Regions from separate parts of the Homo sapiens genome. Here region 2 is linked to region 1. A link is an interaction called in ENCODE POLR2A ChIA-PET data of the cell type or tissue named here. Cell type or tissue: Panc1. All regions are shown on one strand. Each heading gives the region's core, and the rest is flanking DNA. Links, peaks and the distances in the headings are about the cores only. Region 1 overlaps CTSH (cathepsin H). Region 2 holds the start of TRK-CTT1-2 (tRNA-Lys (anticodon CTT) 1-2).

Region 1 (9,307 bases), core at 498-8,497:
GTGCTGTACCAACCCTCAATACGCACTATCCCCTCTAGACCCGAACTGGCCCTAGGAGATGAGTATCCTTATTACCTCATTTGACAGGTGAGGAAACGGGGGCTCCAAGTGGTTAAGTAATGTGCCCAAGGCCACAGAGCTAGGAAATAGATGCTGGATTTGAACTAAGAATGTGTCATTCCAGAACCAGGGCTCATTGCCTTGACAACATACAGCGCAAATCCTGTACTCAGGATGTCACCCTCTTCAGAATGTTGCTGCTGTCACTCAAGCTGGCTGCTCTGGGCCATGATATCCCAAGGACAGGTGAATTTGGGCCTCAAAGGTATCCCTTTGCATGGTCCCCAGGAGAGCCTCATTGGTGACACCTGCAGGGCCCTGACGACCAGGCCAGAACTAGCATTCAGCCCTCTTGGGCAGGCCCATGGGGTGGAAATGGTGCCACCTGCAGAAGTCATCGCCCCTGTGCTGGGCTGGCCTCTGTGCCCTCCATGTCTCAGATATGCCCTGACCTGTTGGGCTCACAAGGCCTTGTCCACATACCAGGAAGGAGGGCACTCCCTTGCCAGGCACCTGTTTGCTTTTCACAGCTGGGTCTCTGTCCACCCCTCTAGGGAGGCAGGACTGAGGGAGGCTGGGCGCCCCGTCCCTCCTGCACTTGCTTTCCTTCAGTAGGGCCCTGGCCTCAGCACAGGTAACTTCCCCCCTCATTTCAGCTCCCAGAGGTCTCTTGGTTAGTGCACTTGAACCCAGCCACCCCCAACCCAGAAGCTCCAAAAAGTGCCAATGCCTGGGACCCACCCTGCAGATACTGTTGTAGTTGGTCTGAGGCACAGCCTGGACTTGGGGTTTTTTTAAGGTTCTGCATGGGGTTCTACCTGCTGCTGTCACCTGGTCTCTGCAGCTCTGTTCCAAAGCTGCAGCCTCCAGGAAGCCACCCTGACTTCCCCCCACCTACCTTCCCCCTTGGAGGGGACAGGTTCTACTCAGAAGTCACACAGCCCTCGGATGGGTCTTCTCGTTTCCACCGCCATCTGGGACCTACCCGTCCATGGTTTATAACCCCTGTGTTCTAGCAGCAAAGCTTTGTAGACTCTGGGTTTATGGGTGTAGGGGTGAGAGCTGCTGGCCCAGGAGAGGACCTCAGGGAATGGATGTGAATGACTGAATGAGTAGGTCCACGCTGTACCCCGTGGTCCCTATCTCAGAGGGTGCAGGGTTTCCTAGGAGCAGAGTTGGGGAGAGGAACGAGAGATGGCCAGACAGACCCAGCCAGAGACAGGAAGGGAGAGAGGCCGCAGGGGAGCTGCTTCTGGCCATCCATGCTGCTCTGGGCCTCTAGCCCCTAGCTTGAGGCAAAAGGCTGTACTGTGAAAGGAGTGGGGAGGTGACAGGCCATGTGTTTCTGTCTCGGTCCTGTTTCCACAGTATGACGAGGAAGCGATGGTGGAGGCTGTGGCCCTCTACAACCCTGTGAGCTTTGCCTTTGAGGTGACTCAGGACTTCATGATGTATAGAACCGGCATCTACTCCAGGTGAGTCAGGGTCCCAGGAGCCAGGAGGGACAGTGGGGAGGGGCTTGGTGGGCCTCCTCACACCCCACTCGTGGGACTTGGGCTCGTGGCCCAGACTCCTGTGTGTCAGACCCTTCATGACACCTGCCAGGTGCTGGGCGTTTTGCACATCCCTCAGTTAATCCTCACACAGCCCCAAGGGCCAGGAGCCATGGCCTCTTCTCACAGCAAAGGAGAGGTGGTCAGAAGGGATACGACAGACACAGGCCACCTGGCTAGTGAGAGCTAGGGCCAAAATTTGAGAGCTTTGTGCTCCTTAACAGAAGAGTTGCCTCCAGTTTAAAAAAAACCCATGTTCAGGCCAGGCGTGGTGGCTCATGCCTGTACTCCCAGCACTTTGGGAGGCCGAGGCAGGTGGATCACTTGAGGCCAGGAGTTCAAGACCAGCCTGGCCAACATGGCGAAACCCCATCTCTACTAAAAATACAAAAAAAAAAAAAAAGCCAGCGTGGTGGTGCATGCCTATAATCCCAGCTACTCGGGAGGCTGAGACACAAGAATGGCTTGAACCTAGGAGGTGGAAGTAGCACTAAGCCAAGATCGTGCCACTGCACTCCAACCTTGGTGACAGAGCAAAGCTCTGTCTCAGAAAAAAAAAAAAATACCCATGTTTAAAGATTTGAAGACGTAAAATAGGGAGAAGAGTAGCTGCCCTCACACACTAGGATCCTGTGCTGGAGGAGTCACCCCAGGCTTCTTCAGAAAAACCAAGCTTTAGCCTCTTTACTATGGGGTTTCTCTCACCCACACCTTTTCGCCTGCCTGGTTTGCAGCCTCATTTCCCTCCCTTCATCAGTTGCTGCCCGTTAACGTCACTCACTAATGTCACTCACGTCTGTGCTCTCCTCTCCCTCCCTGAGGCTCTGCCCTGGTCACCATTGTCCTTGGACCCCCTAACCCCCCACACACTGTTCCAGCTTCCACTGGGAGCTGTCTGCCTTCTGAAACACTCCTCTTGCCAACGCCAACCTTTGAACACACCAGTGTCCCTGCTTTCCCAGGGTCCTACCCTGAGGGGGACCCTCATGATCTGGTCCTCCCTCTTTTTCCACACTCATCTGCCATCAAACCCGTCCCCGCCGTTCCACCCTGCAGCCCCCACCCCAGCCACGCAGAAGGGTTCGCAGTTCCATGGGCGTTCCCCGCCTCCACAGGGAGCCTTCCCTGACCCACCCTGCCCACCCTCCCCCCCCCCCCCGCTGGGTTGGATCCCCCCCACCTCCTGGGGGCTCTGTCGCCCTCCCACTGTCAGAGCCCTCAGGCCACTGTAGAGAAGCAGCCTCTTTGCCAACCTGCTCCCTGCCAAACAGGGCTTCCAAGGGACAGTTATGCATGCTGCCTGGATCCCGGCACCTGGCCCTGGCGCGAGCCTATGGCCCACTTACACATCAGCTGAATTCACACCTGACCACTGCAGTTTGTTCTCTTGAATTTCTTGGAATTTCCTTATGGAGGCTAGTTCACTTTTGTAAACAGAAAAAGTTGTATTTTTGCCATAGGTATAAAGTAATATTTAATAAATGCAGTGGCAACAAAGCAAAGCTGTGTTAAAGTCTGCCAGACACTGTTGCCTACAGAAGGTGCAGCAGGAAGGTGGCTCTCTCCTTGCCAGGAAAGAGGGAGTAGAAAGTGTCAGGGGTGAGACACGGGCCAGCACCATATGGAGATTCTCCTGACAGAAGCAGAAGAACCAAAAGAACTGAAAGGGCCGGGTGCGGTGGCTCACACCTGCAATCCCAGCACTTTGGGAGGCCGAGGTGGGTGGATCACCTGAGGTCAGGAGCTCGAGACCAACCTAGCCAACATGATGAAACCCTGTCTCTACCCAAAATACAAAAATTAGCTGGGTGTGGTGGTGCACGCCTGTAATCAGGCTACTCGGGAGTCTGAGGCAGGAGAATCGTTTGAACCCTGGAGGTGAAGGTTGCAGTGAGCAGAGATTGCACCATTGCACTCCAGCCTGGGCAACAGAGTGAGACTCCGTCTCAAAAGAAAAAAAGAACTGAAAGGAGTTCTCTCACGGAGACTAAATGTGATTACATCACCACCTTACATGCCTCCCTGGTCCGCTGTGGGGAACATTGCTCTAAAGCGCTCAAAGAGGCGTTGTTGGATGGGACTGTCATTGCTTTTATCCTTCCCATATGATCACCTCTTTTTGAATTTTGTTTTCCAGTACTTCCTGCCATAAAACTCCAGATAAAGTAAACCATGCAGTACTGGCTGTTGGGTATGGAGAAAAAAATGGGATCCCTTACTGGATCGTGAAAAACTCTTGGGGTCCCCAGTGGGGAATGAACGGGTAAGCAGCTCCCAGGTCCCACTTCTGGGAGGGGGATGTTGCTCAGGCCTGGAGGCCCTGGGGGCATCACTTCCACCTCAGAGTTACGGCTTCCACAGACGAGCTGGTCAGCCAAGCCCTAGGCCAGGCCAGGGGGAAAGGGAGCATGAGAATGTAGCCTCCACATTTCCAAGCCCCCATTTGCAGCCCTCACAGGGCCCCAGGTCTTTAGGACGCTGCAGGGAGAGCAGGAGGCCAGCTGGCTCAGAAGGACTGCTAGGAAAACAGCTCAGAACTTGGAACTCTGCTGGCACGAAATCAGTGTCTGGGAGGGTCCGTCTTTGAGAAATCAAAGCAACAAATGTACCCCTGATCACTGACAGCCCCTCCTTCCGGGAGAAAAGGCTGGCATGGGGCGGCCTGGGTGTATATGCTGCTGTGCCTTTGTCCTGTCCTCCCAGATTCCATGTCCTTGTCTGAAAAGGAGAGCTTTCCTGTTCCCTCGGGCTCCTGGTGATAAAATAGCTGTGTGAGGGCCCGGCCAGGGCTAAGAGGGGGCCCTCGGTAAATTTTCGGGAGAAGTGGGATATGGATCATTCATTTGGCAGCTAAGGAGAGGGAAGAATGAATTCTTCACAAAGTCAGGTCCGTGATTTGCCGGTGATCAAATAAGCCGAATGCTACTGTTTTATGAATAAATTTAGAGGGTCTCACCCCTGAAGTCAGCTCTTGGTGAGCAGCAAAACATTCTAGAAAGGCCTGTGGTGGGGAGACCGCCGGCCGGGCCTCAGCTCCTCTTTCTGCCCAGGTACTTCCTCATCGAGCGCGGAAAGAACATGTGTGGCCTGGCTGCCTGCGCCTCCTACCCCATCCCTCTGGTGTGAGCCGTGGCAGCCGCAGCGCAGACTGGCGGAGAAGGAGAGGAACGGGCAGCCTGGGCCTGGGTGGAAATCCTGCCCTGGAGGAAGTTGTGGGGAGATCCACTGGGACCCCCAACATTCTGCCCTCACCTCTGTGCCCAGCCTGGAAACCTACAGACAAGGAGGAGTTCCACCATGAGCTCACCCGTGTCTATGACGCAAAGATCACCAGCCATGTGCCTTAGTGTCCTTCTTAACAGACTCAAACCACATGGACCACGAATATTCTTTCTGTCCAGAAGGGCTACTTTCCACATATAGAGCTCCAGGGACTGTCTTTTCTGTATTCGCTGTTCAATAAACATTGAGTGAGCACCTCCCCAGATGGAGCATGCTGGTCCTGGGCCATGACTCAAACCAGGTCTGTCCTCGCCACTCAGTCTCCCAGGAGGGAGGCATCAGGGGGTGTCCAGGCTCTGGCTGGGAGGATGGTGGGGGTGCTGGCGGTATTATCCACCAGATGGGGTATCCAGGATGAAGAGCAGGCTTAATTTGAGATCTTGACTATTTGTCCCAAACCTGAGTGGAGAGGTGGGGAGGAAGGAGAAAAACGGGCCAAGCTGCGGCAGAGGCAGGATTCAAACCCACAATGTCAGCCCAGAAGCCTGTACTTCTCTGTGTGGCCTCCCCAGTCTCAGCTGCCTACTCCTACTCAGACTCTGCCCCCCACCTCCACATGAGACTGCCCACCCCTTCCTCACCAACCCCTTATTTATTTCAAACGTGCCCAGATGCTCCTGTCGTTTCCACACCATCCCTTCCCTTATCTTGCCTTTTGAGAAATCTTGATCTCTGTTTAGAGGGCGGCCATGAAGTTGCTGCTGCTTCCTGAAGCCTCCGGGCTCTGGGATGTCTGTAGAACAAGCTGGAGTCCACCAGCTCTTTGTCCTATGGCTCACAGACTTTCTTAATGATAAAAGCTGTCATCTTATTTGGGCTTCCTGAAAAGCTAAAGGCTTGAGAATATTTGAAAAATATATATGTTCATGATAAGGCTTATTTAGATAATGCAAATATAGTTTAATTTATTAGAAAATTCTAGTAACATAAGACCACAACTGTATAAGACAAAAAACAATCACCTTGCTAGGCATGGTGGCTCACGCCTATAATCCCAGCACTTTGGGAGGCCGAGGCAGGTGGATCACCTGAGGTCAGGAGTTTGAGACTAGCCTGGCCAACATGGTGAAACCCCGTCTCTAATAAAAATACAAAAAAAAAAATTTAGCCAGGAGTGGTAGTGCACACCTGTAGTCCCAGCTACTCGGGAGGGTGAGGCAAGAGAATCGCTTAAGCCTGGGAGATGGAGGTTGCAGTGAGCTGAGATCATGCCACTGCACTCCAGCCTCAAAAAAAAAATAATAATAATAATAGACTTCATTGGATGGAATTCTATTCTAGATTTAAAAAAAAACTAACATGAAATGAAAGCATAATTTCTTTTTCTTTCTTTTTTTTTTTTTTTTTTTAGATGTAGTCTCACTCTGTCACCCAGGCTGGAGTGCAGTGGTGTGATCTCAGCTCACTGCAACCTCCACCTCCCCAGTTCAAGCGATTCTCCTGCCTCAGCCTCCTGAATAGCTGGGATTACAGGCATGCACCACCACTCCTGGCTAATTTATGTATTTTTAGTAGAGATGGGGTCTCACCATGTTGGTCAAGCTGGTCTCGAACTCCTGACCTCAAGTGATCCCAAAGTGCTGGGATTACAGGAGTGTGAGCAACCGCACCCAGCCTGAAAGCATAATTTCTGAATTTGACAAAGATTCTCAAATCAATGGTCAGTTGTATAAAAGGATTCCCATTGAAGTCAGTGGTATAAAAGGATTCCCATTGAAGATACATGGCAAATAAGTCTAAGGGTACCATTCTTGCTTACATCTATCTGGAAGATCTGGCTGCTGTGATAAATAAACCCAATTAATATTTGCAGACAGCATGATAATGTGGCTAAAAACATTCAGGAGAATCAACAAAACTTAGAACTAATGAAAGAGTTCTGAAAGTGGCTGGATACCAGAAAAAAAAATCAAAAACTCAGAAAAAATACACTATTTTTTGTTACTATTGCAACTTTACTATTGCAACAAAACCAGCAGCTAGGAATAACCACCAAAAAGTCTTATATGAAGAAAATTACTAAATTAATAACACTATAAAGGAAGACTTAGATAAATGGAGAGCCACCATATTCTTTTGTTGTTGTTGTTGAGACAGAGTCTCACACTGTTGCCCGGGCTGGAGTGCAATGGCATGATCTTGGCTCACTGCAACCTCCGCCTCCCGGGTTCACGTGATTCTCCTGCCTCAGCCACCCGAGTAGCTGGGATTACAGGTGCCCACCACCACACCTGGCTAGTGTTTTGTATTTTTAGTAGAGACGAGGTTTCACTATGTTGGCAGATTGGTCTCAAACTCCTGACCTCATGATCCACCTGCCTCGACCTCCCAAGGTGCTGGGATGACATGCATGAGCCACCATGCCCGGCCGAGGCACACCATATTCTTGAATGGAAAGATTAGCATAAATAAGTTGATTATTGCCAGAAATAAAAGTACAGATGGTATATTTCCAACTAAAATCCCAATAAAATTCTGTTATCCTTTTTATCTGGGGGAAAAAAGGCCAAGGTAGTTTTATAAATGAGCAATGAGGGTGGATTTTTTTCACATATTAAAATTTACAAAATGTTAACCCTTAAAACAGTGTGCCAATTAAGAATAGATTACTCACTCAGGTCTAGGAAGTAAGAATTCGATACATCCGTCACAGACGAGTCCATTTTCACCATTCAATTAAAGGTGCTAGAAGCTGGGTGCGGTGGCTCACGCCTGTAATCCCAGCACTTTGGGAGGCTAAGGCAGATGGATCACGAGGTCAGGAGTTCAAGACCAGCCTGGCCAACATAGTGAAATCCTGTCTCTACTAGAAATACAAAAATTAGCCGGGCATGGTGGCGGATGCCTATAATCCCAGCTACTCGAGAGGCTGAGGCAGGAGAATCACTTGAACCCGGCAGGCAGAGGTTGCAGTGAGTGGAGATCGCACCCCTGCACTCCAACCTGGGTGACAGAGCGAGACTCCGTCTCAAAAAAAAAATAGTGCTAGAAATTGAACAGTAGGTTGGAAAAACAATGTAACCTAAATCCTCACCCAGCTCTATATTGTTTTTAAAGTGAACATTTTCTTTTCTAACGGGTTTAGATATAGAATGACTGTGGAGACAGAGGAGAATTCTTGCACACCCACACCCAGATCTCTCTGCGATGAATGTAGTAGTTTGATACAAATGTCACAATTAATGATCCAATATAGAACATTATTAACCACATTCCAATTAAATACTCATTTAAAGGGAGGGTCCTGGGTGAGGTTCCAAAGAAATTCAAATTACCACAAAAATCAAATAACTGTTTTCAAAATTAGCCTCCCCTGAGGGATTTAGGTGCTCCGCAGGGATTGTGGGCTTGGGCTGGAACACAGACCTGAGACTTTGAAGCAGAGTTCTCCTTTCCATAAGAGCCCCGAATGTCTCAAACCCAGACAATGATGAGAGTCTTTTATTATAAAAAGGCCTGCAGGCCTGGTGTGGTGGCTCACGGCTTATAATCCCAGCACTTTGGGAGGCCAAGGTGGGCAGATCACCTGAGGTCAGGAGTTCGAGACCAGCATGGTGAAACCCTGTCTCTACTAAAAACACAAAAAAATTACCTTGGCGTGGTGGCACGCACCTGTAGTCCCAGCTACTTGGGAGGCTGAGGCAGGAGAATCGCTTGAACCCGGGAGGCAGAGGTTGCAGTGAGCCGAGATCGTGCCACTGCACTCCAGCCTGGCAAGAGAGCGAGACTCCATCTCAAAAAAAAGAGGGGGAGGGGGAGGGGGAGGGGGCGGGGGGGGGACTTTCAGGGGCCAATTCCCTCCTTTTCAGCCATTTACCAAACACCTGCAGAGTATCCACTGTGTGCAGTCCTCTCCTGTGCCAGGCACCAGGGAGCACACAGGATGTTTATAACATCCAGTGTTGGCAGGACTGTTGTGAAACAAGCAGCATGGCCTGTGCCTTGGTGCTGTTTGGATTTAAAGAGATCGGCAGACATGGCTACATCCAACTGAGATAAGTAAATTTCAAATGCACTTGAACCCTAAGGATGCTACAGAGCCTGGTACACAGCAGGTACTGCCTAATTGATCTCAGTCATCACCCCTGCCCCTACTCCATGACAGGCCCCGTGCGGACCTCTAGCAATCTCAGGCCCATGGACTATGTCTTTAACACTAAGGTGCTCCTGCACTTAGGGAAAAGATAGCAGAGTTTTAAAAAAACAAAAAACAGTTAAAGTCCAAAGGTTAAAAACAAAGACATCACAAGAAAAGAAAACTACAGAGCAATGTTCCTTATCAATACAGATGTGAAAATCCTCAATAAAATACTAGCAGACCAAATCCGGCAATATATAAAAAGAATTATATACCATCTCTACTAAAAATACAAAAGTTATTTACCATCTCTACTAAAAATACAAAAATTAGC
Region 2 (9,307 bases), core at 577-8,576, 63 kb after region 1:
TATGGAAAAATGTAAACATATACAATAGCAGAGGTGATAGTGTAATGAACTCTGTTGTATGGGTCACTCAGCTTCTACAGTTATTAACATGTGGCCAATCTTGTTTCATTGGTATCTCTTCATTCCTCTCCCCCGAAAAATGCATATACACAGATTCCAGAGATCATGTCTTTTTTATTCATAAACAATTTAGTATGTATCTCTAAATGACGTTGTTGCATTTAATTGCAAATAACTCCTTATCTTCAAGTACCCAGTCTGTGTTCAGATTCCCTGATTGTCTCATACATGTTTCTTTATGACTGGTTCAAATCAAGATGGAAACAAAGTCCACACATTTCATTCCATTAAGGTATCTCTGTCTCTTTTTTTGCCATTTACTTGTTGAAGAAACTGGACTGCATTAAATTAGCACACTGTCTTAAAGTGTTCATTTATAGATTAATTGAACATAACATCTTCAAATATGAGTTCCATGGGAGAATAAAATGTATTTGACGTTGTATATCTTTGCATTTTTTAGTACAAATAGTAATAAGTCACTACTCAACATAATGAATCATCAGCCAAAATAAGAAAAAATATCCATTAAGATTAAGCTTGTTCCTTTCAGCCGGAACCGCCATCTTCCAGTAATTCGCCAAAATGACGAACACAAAGGGAAAGAGGAGAGGCACCCAATATATGTTCTCTAGGCCTTTTAGAAAACATGGAGTTGTTGCTTTGGCCACGTATATGCAAATCTATAAGAAAGGTGATATTGTAGACATCAAGGGAATGGGTACTGTTCAAAAAGGAATGCCCCACAAGTGTTACCATGGCAAAACTGGAAGAGTCTATAATGTCCCCCAGCATGCTGTTGGCATTGTTGTAAACACACAAGTTAAGGGCAAGATTCTTGCCAAGAGAATTAATGTGCGTATTGAGCACATTAAGCACTCTAAAAGCTGAGATAGTTTCCTGAAACACATGAAGGAAAATGATCAGAAAAAGAAGGAAGCCAAATAGAAAGGTACCTGGGTTCAACAGAAGCACCAGCCTGCTCCACCCAGAGAAGCACACTTTGTGAGAACCAATGCGAAGGAGCCTGAGCTGCTGGAACCTATTCCCTATGAATTCATGGCATAACAGGTGTTAATAAATAAATAAAAGACCTCTGGGCTGTAAAAAAAAAAAAAAAAAAAGATTAAGCTTGTTAAAATGCTACTTCTGAAGGCTCAGTGATCCTAATTTCCTCACTTGACCTTAATTTAGGACTGCATCAAAAAAAACTATTGTTTCTCATAGACTTTTTGGGAATGAAGATGATGACAATTACTTAATATAAGGTATAATAAAATAATAAATAATAAAATTTAAAATCAAAATTACCTCCCAACTGGAATACTGATTGTATTAGTTTCCCAGGACTGCCAAACATAAATTTATTATTTTACAGTTCTAGAGGCTAGACATCCCATATAAAGGTGTTGGTAGGTTTGGTTCCTTCTGTGGACTGTGAGGAAGAATCTGTGCCATTCCTCTCCCCTAGCTTCTGGTGGTTTGCTGGCAATCTTTGGCGTTCCTTAGCTTGCAGGAGCATTTGGTGTTCCTTAGCTTGTAGAAGCATTACCCCAGTTTCTGCCTTCGTCTGCACATGGCTTTCTCCCAGGTTTCCAGATGTTGGTGTCTGGGTTTGTGTGTCTTTTTCCAAATTTCCCCCTTTTTAATAAAGATACCAGTTAAAATGGATTAGGAGGCCACCTTACTCTAGTATGACCTCATCTTAACTAATTACATCTGCAACAGAGCTTTTTCCAAATAAGATCTCATTCTGAGGCTCTGAGGGTTAGGACTTTAACATATGAATTTTTGGGGGACAAAAGTAACCCCGCTCTTCTATTTTAAATTAATGTATAACATTTTCATTGACCTTTCATCAATTTACCAATTTGCTTTTTTTCCCACCTGGTTTACTTCTCTGGAAAAAATCCGGGCCGGGCACAGTGGCTTATGCCTGTAATTCCAGCACTTTGGAAGGCCAAGGCAGGCAGATCACAAGGTCAGGAGTTCGAGGTCATCCTGGCCAACATGGTGAAACTCCGTCTACACTAAAATACAAAAAGCTAGCCGGGTGTGGTGGTGCGGGCCTGTAGTCCCAGCTACACAGGAGGCTGAGGCAGGGGAATCGCTTGAACCCGGGAGGCAGAGGTTGCAGTGAGCCAAGATCGCACCACTGCACTCCAGCCTGGCAACAGAACGAGACTCTGTCTCAGCAAAAAAATAAATAAATAAATAAATAAATTTACCTCACCTCACATCACGTAGAGATTAATTATGCATCTGTAATAATGGGGGTGTCTGGGTATCTTCATTTCTGATGCTGAAATTTTTTAATATCTTTCTAACAAGGTCTGAAATTGTATTTCGAATTGATGAGCTAACATATAGTAATTGTGGAGAACATTTGAGAATTGCTGGGAATGACTAAAAATATTTAGGACGAGGAAAAAACTTGCAGCTGTCAACATATAATAGTTTTGCTCAAAGAAAGTGAGCTTCTGGCCAGGCGTGGTGGCTCACACCTGTAATCCCAGCACTTTGAGAGGCCAAGACAGGTGGATGACAAGGTTAGGAGTTCAAGACCAGCCTGACAAACATGGTGAAACCCCATCTCTACTAAAATACAAAAATTAGCTGGGTGTGGTGATGTGCGCCTGTAGTCCCAGCTGCTCAGGAGGTTGAGGCAGGAGAATCGCTTGAACCCGGGAGGTGGAGGTTGCAGTGAGCCAAGACTGAGCCACTGCACTCCAACCTGGGTGACAAAGCGAGACTCTGTTTCAAAAAAAGAAAAAAAAAAAAAGAAAAGAAAAAAGGGTATCTACATAGAAGCACTCAGAAAAAAAAAAAAGGATAAAAAAGTTCTAAGACCCTGTTCACAATAACCACCATATTCGTTCATCACTAAAGCAATCTTAATAGTGGTTTAAAAATATACAGAATTGTTCTCCAAACTAATCTTCAATATCACATAATATTAAGTAAAAAATAAACATTTCAAACGTTTTAACAGATTACTTCAGCAATATTATGAACTCTACAATTTCATGAATTTTAATGTCTTCTTATCCCCTAACCTTTGGCGTTCGGCTGCCCTTTAAACAGGCCACTCAGCAACAAATACTTTTATAGGGCAGATAGCCTTTAAGTGTGTAATTTACAAGATGAAATTTACTGGTTTCATTGTTCTTTTTTTTTTTTTTTTTTTTTTGAGACGGAGTCCTGCCCTGTCGCCCATGTTGGAGTGCAATGGCCGGATCTCAGCTCACTGCAACCTCCACCTCCTGGGTTCAAGCGATTCTCCTGCCACAGCCTCCGATTCTCCTGCCTCAGCCTCCCGAGCAGCTGAGACTACAGGCACGCGCCACCACGCCCAACTAATTTTTGTATTTTTAGTAGAGACGGGGTGGGGGACAGGGGGTGGGGTGGTCTCACCATATTGGCCAGGCTGGTCTCAAACTCCTGATCTCGTGATCCACCCTCCTCGGCCTCCCAAAGTGTTGGGATTACAGGTGTGAGCCACCGTGCCAGGCCCATTGTTCCTTTTTTAAAATAGTATTGGTAGTTTTGTATGTATTGAATTATTTGAAAATAAGACCATCCGGGCTGAAGTCTGTTATTACCGTTGATGACAACTGAAACTGGTGGAATTACTACCGTTGATGAGACCTGAAGTTGGTCAAACGAAAGCAAAACAAACCCGCCCAACGTGGGGCTCGAACCCACGACCCTGGGATTAAGAGTCCCATGCTCTACCGACTGAGCTAGCCGGGCAGTTAGAGAAAAGTGTTGTTCCTAGATCTTTTCAAAGGAATAAGATTGTTTTGATTTGTTCTAAGAATTACATTTCGTATTAAATGATTTTTCTATTTTATATATATATATATATATATATTTTTTTTTTTTGGTAAAGTTTTTCATGACTTTTAAAACTTGTGTTTCATGTCTGATTCTGTGCGCACAAACTTCTGTTGTTTAATAAAAATGTATAAACAGCCCTCTAGTGGTCAGCACCTTTCCGTTTCCTTAAAGGTAAGGCGGGCCAAGGAAGGCGATGCCGACTCCAGCCCGGAGAATAGGAGTGAGTGTAGGGGTGCTTCCAGTTCATCCTAAAGATTCCCGCCGGCAGAGCGCCCACCCCTTGAAGCGCGGGGACCAGAGAGGTTCTCAGCACCCTCGTGGCCCACTGCAAAAGATGGCTGCGGAGAAATGTCCTGCACACTCTCTGGAAACAATTGGAACTGAAAGCCCAGCTGCAGAGCTGGCTGGCCTCTCGGCATCGTGTGACTTAGAGATTTTCGGAATTCTTTTCTTTGGCATGACGGTGGTTCAACTAAGACATACCATGGTGTTTACACGAGAGATTAGAAAGCTAAAGCAGTCTCAGCGAGTAATTGAAAATACCGTAGAGTTTGCTCACACTCAAAACTAAAAAGTGAAAAAATTTATTCCATAGACTGATAGAACCTCAGTGTGGGAAGGGACCATTATTCCAAGCCTCTCCCTACTAAAAAAAAAAATAATAAATAAAGATTTATTCTGTTTTCCAGAATAAGTGATTTCACAGTAGCCAAACAGTCCCAGTTAATGAGGGAAACTACTTTGTAAGAAAAAAACAAAGGCCGGGCGCGGTGGCTCACGCCTATAATCCCAGCATTTTGGGAGACCGAGACGGGCAGATCACGAGGTTAATAGATCGAGACCATCCTGGCCAACATGGTGCAAACCACGTCTCTACTAAAAGTACAATCGGGCGTGGTGGCGCATGCCTGTAACCCCAGCTACTTGGGAGGCTGAGGCAGGAGAATCGCTTGAACGTGGGAGGCCGAGGTTGTAGTGAGCCGAGATCGTGCCATTGCACTCCAGCCTGGCAAGGGTGTAATCCTGTCTCAAAAAAAAAAAAAGCAGGATTAGAAAAGCATACTTTGGCAAATTCATTTATTATTATTATTATTGACATAGAGTCTTGCTCTGTTGCTCAGGCTGAGTGCAATGGGGCGATATCAGCTCACTGCAACCCCCACCTCCAGGTTCAAATGATCACTCCTGTCTCAGCCTCCTGAGTAGCTGAGATTACAGGCGTGCACCACCACGCCTGGCTAATTTTTGTATTTTTAGTAGAAATGTAGTTTCGCCATGTTAGCCAGACTGGCCTCAAACTCCTGACCTCAGGTGATCCACCCGCCTCGGCCTCCCAAAGTGCTGGGATTACAGGAGTAAGCCACCGCATCCAGCAGTGGCAAATCCTTTTAAACAAGGGTTGTCAATTATGGTTAAACCATTACGTTAATTTTATATGTTAATAGTTGGTAGAGAACTGGATATTTACAGGGTCGAAGTAACACCACACAGGTTACTAGATGCAAGGAGGACAATCTCACTGAATGATGGCGGGTTCAGGTTGTTATTACCTTAATCCAGAAATTAATCTGAGTTTTGCTAGTGCTTTACTAATCTTCAACAAGATAGATAGTGTATCTTTAGCAGTGATACAACACAAAATCAATGATAATTATTTATTCTAGTCAAAAAATGTTTTTGATTAATTAGTATCTAAAGGTCCATAGGCCTTTTGATATTAATTCCAGTTTACAGGAAATATAAAGGATAGAGGAACAAGATGAATGACACCATAAGGAGCCAATAACACAAAGTCAGAGGGTGGGAAATTCTCCAGGACAACTAACCTTCAAGAAGTATTATATATTTTTTAATGACTTTTGCTAGTTTTTTTTTTTTTTTTGAGACCGAGTTTTGCTCTTGTGGCCCAGGCTAGAGTGCAGTGGCGCACTCTCGGCTCACTGCAATCTCTGCCTCCCGGGTTCAAGTGATTCTGTTGCCTCAGCCTCAGCCTCCCGAGTAGCTGGGATTACAGGTGCGTGCCACCACACCCAACTAATTTTTGTATTTTTAATGGAGACAGGGTTTCACCATGTTGGCCATGGTCTCGAACTCCTGACCTCAGGTGATCCACCCGCCTCGGCCTCCAAAAGAACCAGGATTACATGTGTGAGCCACAGTGCCTGGTCAACTTTTGCTAGATTAAAAGAGACAAAAGGGCCATAATAGTCAGATGCAATAGGTGATCCTAGATTGGATATGTTCTGGAAAAACTAGTTATAAAGAGATTTTGGAGTCAACTGGAGAAACTTGCATATAGTTTGAATATTGGATGAGATGAAAATTTACTGTAATGGAAAGTGGAGATGTTTGGCTGCAAAAAGCAAGTTATAGAATAAATGTAATCACTCATTTTGGTAAAAAGAATGCCATTTACTAAGATATTAATATTATTATTTGGGTAGTGGGAATCTGAACGTTTTACTTTTTTAATTTTTTGCTTGTCTTTATTTTCAAATTTTCTAAAATGCATATGTATACTTCTGTAATATTAAAAGGGTTATTTTTTAAAAGTACATGAGAAAGAAGAAAGAAAGGAAAGCAAAGATAAAACTTTAAAATGTGGCCAACAATTAGACTTACAGAAATGAGATCTGGGCCAGGCAAGGTGGCTCACCTGTGATCCTACTACTTTGGGAGGCCAAGGTAAGAGGATCACTTGAGCCTACTAGTTCTAGACCAGCCCTAACAACAAAGCAAGACCCCCCACGCCCAGCATGGTGACACACACCTGTAGTCCCAGCTACTTGAGAGGCTGAGGTGGGAGAATCGCTTGGGCCTCCCATCTCAGCCTCTCTTGGGAGGTCAAGACTGCAGTGAGCCTTGGTCACGTCATTGTACTCCAGTGTACTTCAGTGGGTGACAGTAAGAAACCTTGTCTCAAAAAAAAAAAAAAAGAGAGACTCAGAAGTTCTGGATACTTCTTTTGTATAAGTGGACTACAAATCTCATCCGAAGCTTTCTAGCAGTCATGGTGGAAAAGGAAAGCTGATCAGTTACACAATTCATAGGGTCCTCACAATGAAGCCATTTAAACCAAATCAACTCCTTGGTTACTCAGATCAAAAAGCAAGAGGAGTATATAGATCCTGTTATTCAGAAATAAATGCTGCTAAACCTAAGATATCTGGATCCTTGTTCCTTTTGTATGTGTGTGTCTGCGTTTCTTTCTTTTTCTTTTCCTTTTTTTTTTTTTTTTTTTAGACAGAGTCTTACTCTGCTGCCCAGGCTGGAGTGCAGTGGTGTGATCTTGGCTCACTGCAATCTCTGCCTCTTGGGTTCAAGCAATTCTCCTGTCTCAGCCTCCCAAGTAGCTGGGAGCCCAGCTAATTTTTGTATGTTTTTAGTAGAGACGGGATTTCACCATATTGGCCAGTCTGATCTCGAACTCCTGACCTTGTAATCCGCCCGCCTCGGCCTCCCAAAGTGCTGGGATTACAGGCATGAGCCACCACGCCCAGCCTCTTTTTTTTTTTTAATTGTGGCAAAATATACATAACATAAAATTTACCATCTTAACCATTTTTAAGTGCACAGTTCAATGGCGTTAGGTACATTCACATTATTATGTGACCATCACCACTATCTATCACCAGAACTGTTTCATCACCCCAAACTGAAACTGCATGCTTAGCAAACTGTAACTTCACATTGCCCTCTCCCCCCATCAGCTCCTGCAACAACCACTTTTTTTCTTTTTTTTTTTTTTTTTTTTTGAGACAGAGTCTCGCTCTGTCACCCAGGCTGGAGTGCAATGGTGCAATCTCGGCTCACTACAACCTCCACCTCTCGGGTACAAGCAATTCTCCTGCCTCAGCCTCCTAAGTAGCTGGGATTACAGGTGCGCACCACCACGCCTGGCTATTTTTTTTTTTTTTTTTGAGATGGGAGTCTCGCTCTTTCACCCAGGCTGGAGTGCAGTGGTGCGATCTTGACCCACTGCAAGCTCCACCTCCCAAGTTCACGCCATTCTCCTGCCTCAGCCTCCCGAGTAGGTGGGACTACAGGCGCCTGCCACCACGCCCAGCTAATTTTTGTATTTTTAGTAGAGACGGGGTTTCACTGTGTTAGCCAGGATGGTCTCGATCTCCTGACCTCATGATCCGCCCGCCTCGGCCTCCCAAAGTGCTGGGATTACAGGCGTGAGCCACTGTGCCAGGCCGACGCCCGGCTAATTTTTGTATGTAACCACCATTCTACTGTCTCGATGAATTTGACTATTCTAGGTACTCATATGGGTGGACTCATACAATTTTTGTCTTTTTGTGTCAGGCTTATTTTATTTCACATAATGTCTTCAAGGTCCATCCATATGGTAGCATGTATCAGAATTTCATCTCTTTTGAATGATGAATAACATTCCCTTATATGTATATATCAGGGAATTTTTGTTTACCCATTCATCAGTTGATGAACATTTGGGTTGCTTCCACCTTTTGCCTATTGTGACTAATGTTGTTATGAACATTGGTATGGAAATATCTGTTTGAGCTCGTGCTTTCAATTCTTTTGGGTATATACTCAGAAGTGGAATTGTTGAATCATGTAATTCTATTTTTAATTTTTTGAGAGTTCCTCTGGAATTTTTTTTTTTTTTCTGAGATGGAGTCTTGCTCTGCCACCCAGGCTGGAGTACGGTGGCGCAATCTTGGCTCACTGCAACCTCCGCCTCCCAGGTTCAAGCAATTCTCCTGCCTCAGCCTCCTGAGTAGCTGGGATTACAGACACTCACCACCATGCCCGTCTTTTTTTTTTTTTTTTTTTTTTTTTTTTAGTAGAGTTGGGGTTTCACCATGTTGGCCAGGCTGGTCTCAAACTCCTGACCTCAAGTGATCCGCCCGCCTCAGCCTTCCAAAGTGCTGGGATTACAGGTGTGAGCCACCGCGCCCGGCCCCTTTGGAATTTTAACCTTTATGAAAGTCACTTCCATAATGCAGGCCTCTGTTTCTTCATCTACAAATAAAAAGGCGGGGTGAGAGGCAGAGGGAGGACTAAGTCAAGGGAGGGCTTTAGGAGATCTCTAAAGAGCCTCCCAGCCTTACAACTCATGAATTGATGATCATTCAGAACCCTGGACAAAAGTGCTGGTCCCCTCTTTAGAGTCTCTGTGAGTAAGTACAAGAAGAAAGGCTCTTCTTCCCAAGAGGCACAACTTGATTTTTACTTGATGCTGGTCCTGGAGGGGCCTGGGGCTGGAGAACGGAGGATGGGTGGCCAAGGTTGCACAGGCTGGTGGCACTACAGGGCCCCTCCACTACTCCCCATCTCATCCCAGTATTTCTTTCCCCACCCCCTCACTTACTCAGTTTGCCTCTATGTGTCAGAGAGAAGGGGGTGAAGCCAAGGTCTAGGCCAGCATGAAACAAAA

Evidence for each region. ChIA-PET counts read pairs that join two places held together with the same protein. Peaks named below come from ENCODE experiments on the same cell type or tissue, not always from the same donor. Only the 100,000 strongest peaks of a DNase experiment are listed, where the experiment ranks them.
Region 2: POLR2A ChIA-PET joins it to region 1 with 13 read pairs; 7 of 35 experiments call an interaction of 5 or more read pairs at or near these places.

Annotation. Positions count from the first base shown.
Region 1 is chr15:78,917,562-78,926,868 of GRCh38, reverse strand. It overlaps CTSH (cathepsin H), which reads left to right. Exons shown (of 12, transcript NM_004390.5): 10 at 1,429-1,535; 11 at 3,751-3,876; 12 at 4,664-5,811. The coding sequence ends at 4,739. Among named protein-coding and RNA genes, the nearest start is that of CTSH, 23 kb to the left of the region's middle. RefSeq lists an enhancer at 1,461-1,510. In Panc1, for the core only: no CTCF peak of the experiment used is centred there; no DNase peak of the experiment used is centred there; H3K27ac peaks cover 991 bases.
Region 2 is chr15:78,855,068-78,864,374 of GRCh38, reverse strand. It overlaps TRK-CTT1-2 (tRNA-Lys (anticodon CTT) 1-2), which reads right to left and starts at 3,813; the gene lies at 3,741-3,813. It overlaps LOC124903535 (a long non-coding RNA gene), which reads right to left and starts at 3,512. Exons shown (of 2, transcript XR_007064727.1): 1 at 3,475-3,512; 2 at 155-1,701. It also overlaps the pseudogene RPL21P116. In Panc1, for the core only: no CTCF peak of the experiment used is centred there; DNase peaks (open chromatin) are centred at 3,894, 4,224, 4,334 and 4,784; H3K4me3 peaks cover 1,755 bases; H3K27ac peaks cover 1,108 bases.